2 separate regions of the Homo sapiens genome follow, and region 2 is linked to region 1. A link is a loop called in an ENCODE intact Hi-C map of the cell type or tissue named here. Cell type or tissue: left lung. All regions are shown on one strand.

The links. Peaks named below come from ENCODE experiments on the same cell type or tissue, not always from the same donor. Only the 100,000 strongest peaks of a DNase experiment are listed, where the experiment ranks them.
Region 2: a loop joins it to region 1, with 4 times the contacts of the local background. A loop is called at or near these places in 2 of 110 quality-filtered maps.

What each region holds. Positions count from the first base shown.
Region 1 is chr9:132,103,054-132,108,053 of GRCh38, forward strand. LOC105376302 (a long non-coding RNA gene) reads left to right here and starts at 167. Exons shown (of 3, transcript XR_930403.1): 1 at 167-254; 2 at 660-753; 3 at 1,119-1,529. In left lung, no CTCF peak of the experiment used is centred here; no DNase peak of the experiment used is centred here; H3K27me3 peaks cover 1,617 bases.
Region 2 is chr9:132,167,244-132,172,243 of GRCh38, forward strand. The region is part of intron 2 of NTNG2 (netrin G2); the gene reads left to right. Among named protein-coding and RNA genes, the nearest start is that of NTNG2, 7.7 kb to the left of the region's middle. RefSeq lists enhancers at 2,289-3,046, 3,047-3,804. In left lung, CTCF peaks have their summits at 2,706 (motif pointing right) and 2,908; a DNase peak (open chromatin) is centred at 2,748; H3K27me3 peaks cover 4,226 bases.

The DNA of each region.
Region 1 (5,000 bases):
TCCCACCTCAGCCTCTCAAAGTGCTGGGATTACAGGTGTGAGCCACTGCACTCAGCCTCCAGCTGATAATTTTATCAATCAAGTGTAAGTGTGGACTAAGTATGTTTCAGACATGCCTGGTCTCACTGAATTTTCCTTCCATGCATCTTTTCTCAAGAAGCTACTAGAGGACGTGCTCCATCAAAATGAGAGAGTAAACCAAGAAAGTGGAAAACAGAGAATCCAGGAAACAGGGGATGCAACAGAAGAGAGAGGTAAATGTTATTACAGAGGACCCAGACCACAGGTGTGCACAGGGCCCAGCACAGCAACCAGGCTGATTGCAGCCCAGGATAGAGGGCTTAAAGCAAGACACAGAACTAATAGGTTCTGAAGTTTTAATTATATTAACAAAAGCTTTAGAGTTGTGACAGAGATAAATTAGCAACTACATTGAAAATATAAAAACCCATCAAAATTACTAACTCTGAGAAAAATGAAATTGTACCAAAAAACGCAATCACAGTGCATTGGGTAGTCAGTGGCATATAATATTTTCCCAAGTCATAGGACAGTAAACACTGAATATTGGTTTAACTAGAACCTGTGATCTTGGGGTGGTGAGATAAGATAAACGTGTGTGTGCCTGTGCCTAAGAACTAAATCCTCATTTTCTATAGCAGGTAGTCGATTATATGATGCTTAAAGCTGAAACATCAAGATAAAGCTAAAAGAGTTGAAGGTGGCTGCCTCTGGGACAAGGGATCAGCACCAGTGAGTAGGGCTATTTTTAGAATAAACCTTATAGGGCTACTTGATTTTTTAAACTATGTACATGCATTTCTTTATATATCTATATATATATATATATATACATACACACACATATATATACACACATATACACACATATGTATATATATGTGTGTATATATAGTGTGTGTATATATAGTGTGTGTATATATATGTGTATATATATATGTATATATATATATTTTTTTTTTTTTTTTTTTTTTTTAAAGGGAGGAGAGAAGGGAAGAAAATCCTCTCTGAAAAAGGAGGCATTGGCGGGTTTTGGGAGGAGGCGGCCCCTCTGGCATCTTTGGGTTTTCTCTGACTTCAGCCTCATTAAATCACAGGAGGGAGATGACCTCAGCAAAGGACATCGAACCTGTGGGAGCACCTGTGAGGCAAGAAGTCCTCTGCCCTCTACCCTCACCCTCCCCAGCCATCACAGTGCGGTGGCAGACAGGCCCTGTGAGCGGCAGGCACCTGTCAGTGCCAGAGTCCTCCCAGCAGGCCTGGTGGCCCTGGTGAAGGGGTCAGCTTGGGAGAGACGAAGCTTCTTGGGATGGAGCTGGGTGGGAGAGGTGGAGAGGAGGACTTCATGGCTACATAGTACATTACAATCATGCCTGTGAATAGTCACTGCACTCCAGCCTTGAAGGGAGATGGGGCAGGGGGTGATGGAGAAACTTCCTTGCAACATGGACCTGAGTGGATCCCACCCTCCTGACACCCAATGGGAATGTTAATATGGCTCAGCTTGCTCCGGCAGCCAGAGACACCCTCTGTCCTCTGAGGTCCTCAACTCTCTGCTTCAGTCTCCAACTCAGAGAAAATCTCAAGAGAGGGGCATGGCTCCTGGCAGGGGGGTTGGGGAACAAAAGAAAATGTCGCCTCCCATCAACAATGGGTATGTGGCTCCTGAGAGGGCTGACTCCTGGCACACCCCACCCCAAGTCATGTAGGGTCACTTTGGGTGGGGCTTCTGGGTTCCTAGAGGTAGGAGGGATTTGAGCAAGACCCCAGGCAGAACTCAGGCTCTGCAGCTCTGACACCCTGGAGCTCAGTACAGTCACAAAGAAAAGTGGTGAAGAGTTCAAAGAACATGGGTCACTCCTAGCCTGAGAACAAGAGAATGGCAGGTGACCCTAGATGGCGTCCTCTATCCTCTTTTAAAATATGGCCGGGCGCAGTGGCTCACACCTGTAATCCCAGCACTTTGGGAGGCCGAGGTGGGAGGATCACCTGAGGTCAGGAGTTGAGGACCAGCCTGGCCAATATGGTGAAACCCCATCTCTACAAAAACACAAAAACGAGCCAGGCGTGGTGGTGGGCGCCTGTAATCCCAGCTACTCAGGAGGCTGAGGCGGTAGAATCACTTGAACCCGGGAGGCGGAGGTTGCAGTGAGCTGAGATCGCACCATTGCACTTCAGCCTGGGCGACTGAGCGAGACTCCGTTTCAAAAAAAAAAAAAAAAAAAGGACGGTCACCATCAAATTGTACTGGGCTTTCAAGGGAAAAAAACATGTGAGATGTGCTATCAAAACACTGAAAGAGTAGACTTTAAGTGATGAACGTTCTCAAAGGGAGAAGGAAATTCAGTGTGGAGCTCCGTGAACAGCGGACGTCTCTAATTTGAACCCAAGAAGGAATAAGCTTATTCCCCAGATTCTCCACAGAATCAAAATCCACATCGTAGGGAACTAACTAGCATTGGTGGATGGTAACATGTTAAAGAGCAGGTGTGGGGACAGGGTGTGTCTGGGGTCAAATGTTTGGAAAATGCTGAATTAAACAAAGGAAATGGGCAAGAATGCTCAATAATGTTCATTGTAAACATCCCAAAGAAGTTTATATCTTTTGACAGTTGCACCTGTTTTTAAGAAGCAATGGATGGGATTATAGTTCCATGGAACACATTTTGGGAAACACTGGCCAAGTATCTCAAGCCCCTGAGGGCTTGGCCATCCCTAGCACCTGTGTGCAATATGCTTGGCAAGAACACACATCTGTGAGCTTCTTTGCTCCCCAAACCCCCACCTAGCTAGGAAGTTCTGAAATATTTGCAGGATGGACTCCATCTTTTTGTCATGCACAAGTCATATAGTTTATGGTTTTTGCAAAAAGGTGTGTCTTTCATTAATTTTCTTAGACATGGGGAAGAGCCTTGGAAAATAGGACCTTAGCTGACTCGATTCTTCTAGTTCTTACTTTTTTTTTTTTTTTTTTTTTTTGAGATGCAGTCTCATTCTGTCGCCCAGGCTTGAGAGTGCAGTGGTGCAATCTCGGCTCCCTACAACCTCCACCTCCCAGGTTCAAGCTATTCTCCAGCCTGAGCCTCCTGTGTAGCTGGGATTACAGGTGCCCACTACCACTCCTGGCTAATTTTTTTTTTTTTTTAGTTTTCACCATGTTGACCAGGGTGGTCTTGAACTCCCTTTCTCAGGTGAGCTGCCTGCCTCAGTTTCCCAAAGTGCTGGGGTTACAGGCATGAGCCACCAAGCCTGGCCTGGCTCTTTCTTTCTTGATTCCGTGGGTCTCTCTTCAACCCCACACATCACCCTGAGAATCACCTGTTTTCATGCCCTTGTTCCAAGAGCTGTTTGTCAAGCCTTAAATGACTTATGTATTTATTCAGGGTCCCTTTACCTTTTTAAAAGGTGGAATGCCACAGGCCCACTTGCAACAGGGGCTTCTCATGCGATATTGGTGCCCTTGAGGGTGTGGAAATGCGCAGGTGACAAAAATCCACTCTGTAGTCCATTCACCAAGTCTTAGTTGATTAACGCTACTATGATACCTGAGACTGGGTGTCTCATAAATAACAGAAATTCATTCTCTGGACGTTCTGGAGGCTGGGAGGTTCTAGGAGCCTGCAGGTTCCGTTGTCTGGTGAGGGCTGGTCTCTGTGTTTAAGATGGCACCTTATTGTTGCATCCTCCGGGCAGGGTGGGGGGCAACGCTGTGTCCTCACATGGCAAAGGCGGAAGAGCAAGGGAGCTGAAGGCTGTGTGAAGCCTCTTTAGTAAGAGCCTTAATCCCATTCACAAGGGAGGACCCCTCATGGCCTAATCACCTCTTAAAGGCCCCATCTCTCTTAATTCTATCACACTAGCAACACCTGAATTTTGGAGCGGACACATTCGAACCACAGCACCAATTCCAACAACATGGTTTGGGGCTGCATCTACCTGGTTGGGGGGCGGGGGGGCGAGGAGCACCTTTTGCTCACTGGCACAAAGGTGCTGCTGAGTGGGCCAGTGGCAGCTCTGACTTCCTGTAAGGTTATAGGGTTTACAGATTTCACCAGATTAGCATAACCTGGGAGTAGCCTCGTGTCAATGATTTCTGAGTTAATTAATGGTGTCTTTGAACTCCAGAATTGAGCTGAGCGGTTTTAGACCCACACGAAGCCAGCAGCTCTGCACTGGCACCTCTGAGAAGGGAAGGGAAAAAGGACGTTTGACCAATTATATTAAAATTGCGGGCTGGGCATGGTGGCTCATGCCTGTAATCCCAGCACTTTGGGAGGCTGAAGTGGGAGGATTGCTTGCATCCAGGAGCTCAAGACGAGCCTGGGCAACATAGTGAGACCCTGTCTGTAAAAAAAAATTAAAAATTAGCCAGGTGTGGTGGTGTGCACCTGTAGTCCTAGCTACTTGGGAGCCTGAAGTGGGAGGACCACTTGAGTCCAGGAGGTTGAGGCTGCAGTGAGCTGTGATCACACCATTGCACTCAGCTTGGGCAACAAAGTGAGACCTTGTCTCAGGAGAAAAATAAAAAAAGAACTGCTGCTACTTCCTTCCTAAAAACAGGCCCCCTCTTCCTTCCACTGTGGAACTGAGCATTCAGCCTCAGCCACCAATTTTGTAAATACAAATTTCCCCTTCCCCTCGCACACTGACCCTCAAATCTCTAAGCAGCCTGAATAGCACACGAGGGTACTATAGGGCACATCAGCATGCCCTGAAGGCAACCTGGACGTTTAATTTTTTAAATTTTTTAAATTTTGTTTTTTGAGACAGAGTTTCCGTCTTGTTGCCCAGGCTGGAGTGCAGCTGTGTGGTCTCAGCTCACTGCAACCTCTGCCTTCCGAGTTCAAGCGATTCTCCTACCTCAACCTCCTGAGCAGCTGGGATTACAGGTGTGCACCACCACGCCTGGCTAATTTTCGTATTTTTAGTAGAGACAGGGTTTCACCATGTTGGCCAGGCTGGTCTCGAACTCCTGACCT
Region 2 (5,000 bases), 64 kb after region 1:
ACTGGGGTCATGTGACATTGTTCTCTGGGGTAGGGGCATTCTCGGCCAGCTGGCCACTAGTTCAGTTCCCTCGGGAAGCCTATAGTATTCAGCTCCGCAGCCTTCAGGCTAAGCCCCACCTCCTGTGTAGGAAGTCAGCATTCTGGGCGAGTGAGCAAGATGCTACCTGCAACATGATACTGTAAGCTCCCTCTGTTCATCCTTTCTGTGGTGCAACCTCTTAGCCCACTCAATCCAATCCAGCAGACGGTACCATGAAGCTAGAGCATGCCAAGCACTGAGCTGGCCCTTTGCATGGGGAGGTTTGACGGAGGCTCAGAGGGGATTCACGCAGGATGAAGTTGGGGGTTAAGCTGGGACAGACAGTGCAGCTTGGGTCCCCTTCCACTTCCATTCCTACATGCAATGATGGCAGCCCCTGGGTAAGTCGGGGGAAGGCAGACATTCAGGCGTTGTCCCTTGCCTCCCTAGCTAGAGAAGGAGGGGTCCTAGGGGCACGGAGTACTTCAGTACTCAAGTAATGTTAACAGCAACAACAACAGCAGAGATGGTTGCGTGCGAGCTGTCTGAGTGTGTGGGCCGAGCCTGATGCCATTGCGAGGAGTCCTCCCCTCAGCTAGCCAGGTGGATTCTGTGTTGTATAAAGCAGGAGCGTCAGGGGAGGGCTCTGGCCCAGTGACGTCTGTGGGCTTCTGTTCTGTCATCTGCAAAATGGGCACACTAAGAGCACACACTCCTAGGGTCATTGTGAGGAGTTTGTGGTTTAATTAACGTAGGTAAAGTGTTCGGAATAGGACCTGGCACAGAGTAAGTGCACGCAGATGTTAGCCGTTGTCATTCTGGTCATACAGGTGGGGTAACTGAGGCAGCCCAGGGGTGACGGGTAAAGGCATCTGGCCAAGGTCACACTCCAGGAGGTGGCGAAGCTGTGATTCCAGCTTAGAGTGGCTCCAATGTCTCTGAGCTAAGCTGCTTCCCACTGGGCAGTGCTCCGGAGGCCGTCCCTGGCAGGGCAGGGCAGAGCTGGGTAGGGCAGCCAGGCTGCAGAAGCTCACAGGAGGGGCTTGATGCCATCCCCCAGGCAGCTGGTACCTCTGCGTGTCCTTGGAGGAGCCTCCAGGTCTCTGGGTTTGTGGTGGGGCTGACCCGGTGCCCCCACCTCAGAGTCCTGAGGACTTGATCTCATGGGCCGGCTCTGCTCACATCACAGGGCAGTCAGCCTGAGAAGGTAGCTTCTTACTCAGGCTTGTCAGTGGTGATGAGGCTGTCACTGTGGGTGGTGGCTGGGCCAGGGCCAGCTGGGGAGAGAGAGAGGGAGGGAGAGAGGGAAGGAGAAGGCGGCACGAAGCCAGGAGCTGGGGCTGGATAGTCTGTGGCCATAACTGCCCCGGGGACCGCAGGGCCAAGCAAGGGGGCTGGGCTCTGGAAGCCAGGAGGAAGGCCAGGATAGGGGCTGGTACTCAGTCCACATCTCAAAGCCGGTGGGAGGGTTCTCCACACGCTCTCGGGCACGGTCAACCTCTGTCTCTCGTATTAGAGTCTCGACTGTATTTTCTCTCTTAAATATTAATCACTGCCTTAACGTGCTTGGGGGAGCAGCTAAATCATAATTCTAGGACCAGCTTTGGGTCGAGGGCTTGAGGTGGGGAGATGACCCTCAGAGTCAAGTCCGAGGCCCTCTCCTTGCCAAAGCTGTCTAGGGTGTCATTGGCCCTGGACCTCTGCCCTGCCCCCACCCTCAGACAGAGAACCCAGTGCAGTGGGCGGCTGTTCTGGGGAGGTGGTCACCCCTCCCAGTCCCAGTGCCGGCAGAGCCTCATCCCAGGCAGCCAGCCTCAAGCCCTGGGGTCTAGAAGAGTGCTCTCTCCCATCCCCATCCCCTGCTCCTCTCCTGGGCAGACAGGTGGGGAAGGCAGGGGAGAAAGAACAGTCCCTCCACAATCTCCCACATGGGCAAGTCCTCGGCGTCTCGCCACCTGTGTGATGGACTTAAATATTTCATCATGGGCTGCCATCCAGCTCTGCTTTGATTACAAATGTGTGTCCGATGAGGACGGGGAGGCCGCCGTGGCAGGTGGACGGCAGCCTTTTGCAGGGCTGGCTTTTGGAGGGCTGGCTTTGGAGGGCTGGCTTTTGGAGGGGTGGTTTTTGGAGGGGGTGGTTACTTCTAGATAGATCTGGGTTCAAACCCTGATGCCACAGTTTATTGTGGCTTCCCCTGGGAGGGTCCGGGCAGTAGGATGCTCTGAGGTAGGTCCTACTCTAATCTCATTTTTGGGAATAGAAAGTGTTGCCTAAATCCTGCCAACATCACTCCGTTGAGAAGGCAGGCTGGGAACTGCCTGTAGCCAAGGCCCATGCCCACCCACCAGGCGGCACAGCCTCCCCTCTCTCCACTTCTGACCTCTCTGAGTTTCACTGTCTTCCTCTGCCCAGTAGAAACCATAATGTAGGAGTGTCACGGTGCTGGCGGGACGGCACAGCCCGGCCGTGCTGCCGTGGTACGTGCGGACACATAGTAGGTACTCAGTGTGCAATACTAGTCACCAGCTTATCACTGTTGTGATTATGGCCTCGGTGATTTTCCTGGCTTTGCTTCTTCCCCGGGCTCCTTTGCCTCTCCCCAGCCTTGGGGACGCCACGCCTTGTATTGCTAGTCTCTGGCAGCATGTGGAAGATGCAGGCTGGGGGAGCTTCCTCGCCTGCAGCCCCAGCAGCTGTTGTTAACCAGCCACCAGGGGGCGCCCTAATGGCGGCCAGATGCCCACTGCCCCCTTAGCCTTGCCATCGCCCATGGGTCCTTGCTCCCCTTCGCCCCTTCAGTGGCAGGTGCTACGTGTGTCCCAACATCCAGCCCACGGGAGCGCAAGCCCGGCTGCACTCCGAGGGTACAGGAGGGACCCAGGGGCGGACGGCCTTTTCAGATGCGGGGTGCAGACCCTCTCTCTTTCCCAGGCTTCCTGTCCTTCAGCAAGGCCACCTGAGAACTGAATTGTAAATTCCAGCCTTGCAAGGAAGGGGAGGAGGCTGAAAGACAAGATAAATGAATAAATAAAAACCTATTGGCTCTAAATGCACAATGAGAATTAATAGGGATGAGCTCTCAACAGAGGATTCTTGGGCGAGGACAAAATTGCAATGAGGGCTGTGGGAGAAGAGAGGCGGCCCCCACCCACATTCCCAGGGCCTGCCCCTGAGGTCAGCCCAGCAAGGCTGCAGGCCGAGAAGGAGGCAGGAAGGGCGACGGGCAAAGGCATCTCAGCCCCTCACAGGGCAACTGCTGCTTGCAGGACCCTTGGAGATGGGGAGGGCGTGACTGGCATTGGGAGGTGCCCCTTAGCGCTCTGCAAGACACGTCTCCCGCCAGCCACCTGTGGTCCCCGTGAGAGGAAGGGGGAAACCCTTCCTTTGTGCCTTGGAGACAAAAACTAGCCACCCGAGACTCAGGGGTGAGCTGACGAGCAGGTGAGAGAGAGAGAGAGAACTACTGCCCAGGCAGCAGGGTGCCAAGGGAATCCTGCCACTCCCACTCAGAGCAATCGCCTCAGTGCAGCAGCGCTGACCTCACCTTGATAGAGGTGCAGAATCCCAGACCCTGCCCCACAACTGCCGAGCCAGACTCTGCCTTTTAACAGGAAGTCTCTGGAGCGCTGGGGTGGGGTTGGTCCAGGATGGTGGATGAAGCCTGCCGTTGACGAAGGGGCCAGAGGTCTGTGGGTCCCATGGGGTCTGTGCAGGTTAAGAGGAGAGGCATTGCTGAGGGGAGACAGGAGCCAACAGGAGAGCACTAGGGGGTCCTGGGAATGGAGGGATGGAGCTGGGAGCCGAGATTCCCAGATGCGGGCCTTGCTTGCCAAGGCGGGGGGTCTGTGCTTCTGAGCAGGAGCCAGTGGAAGGTTCCAGAGAGAGGCAGCACTACCTCCTGACAAGAGCTACAGGCCTAGAATCTGAAGCCCTGAGCTCACATCCCAGTGTTGTCACTTGGGGGCTGGGTGGTCTGAGGTGAGTCATTCAAATTCTCCAAGCCTCAGTTTCCCTATCTGTAAAAGGGGTATGATCTTCACTGCCTTGCCCACCTCACCGACTTCCTGGGAGAGGAAACGCCTCTCACAACATAACAGAAGGTGCTTGGCAGAGACTGTAAGTTCTTTTCTAGTGTGAGGCTTGAATATTATTGTTTATCCAATCTTGATAAGCTTGACATTTCTACATTGACATGGGTGAACATTCAAATTTCAGCCATGTTGGAGTCTCCAGCATACAGAGGCACCTTGGCTTTGGTGGACAGGAAAGCCAAGGGCAGGCTGTGAACGTGCATCTTTGAACACACATCTTACTCAGTTAGAACCTGCTTTAGCTTCTCTGTGCCTCAGTTTACCCAGCTGCAGAGCAAATGGTTCCATTCCTCCCCCAGGGGGTCTGCTGGGCTGTTGAATGCAGACAGCAGGCAGGTCCTGGAGTCCTTGAGCCACTCCTCACTGTGACATTGAACACCACATGCAGAATCAAGGTCACAGACACTCTGCCTCCTGCCAGACCTTGAGGATCATGAAATGTTTCCATCCAACAATGCAGAGCTGACCGGCCCGATGGCTCTGGCCTCCTTCCCCCTCTGTGTTTCTGGCCCCAGCCTCCCTCCTCTCGCCGTCACAACCCTCCAGTCGGCAGATGTTTCCAGGTATGACCTCATGCCAGGCACAGTTGTGATGGGAAAGTGAGATGACTAGAGATAAATTAAGTGAAAAACAAGAGAAAAACACTACAGACATTGAAGACAATACCCAGCTAACCACAAATGGTGACACCGGGGCCTGATATGATAGGAGCTGGGGAAGGAGGAGGGCGTGCCCCTCCCCATGAACTCTCCGGGCGCTCCAGCCTTGGCCCGTGCTGTCTCCTCCACCCGAATGCCTGCCCCCTCCTTCCTTTCTTTTCAAGGCTTCCGCTTCTACCTGGATAACCCTGGCTCCTTTTTCAAGGTTCAGGTTGGACCCTACCTC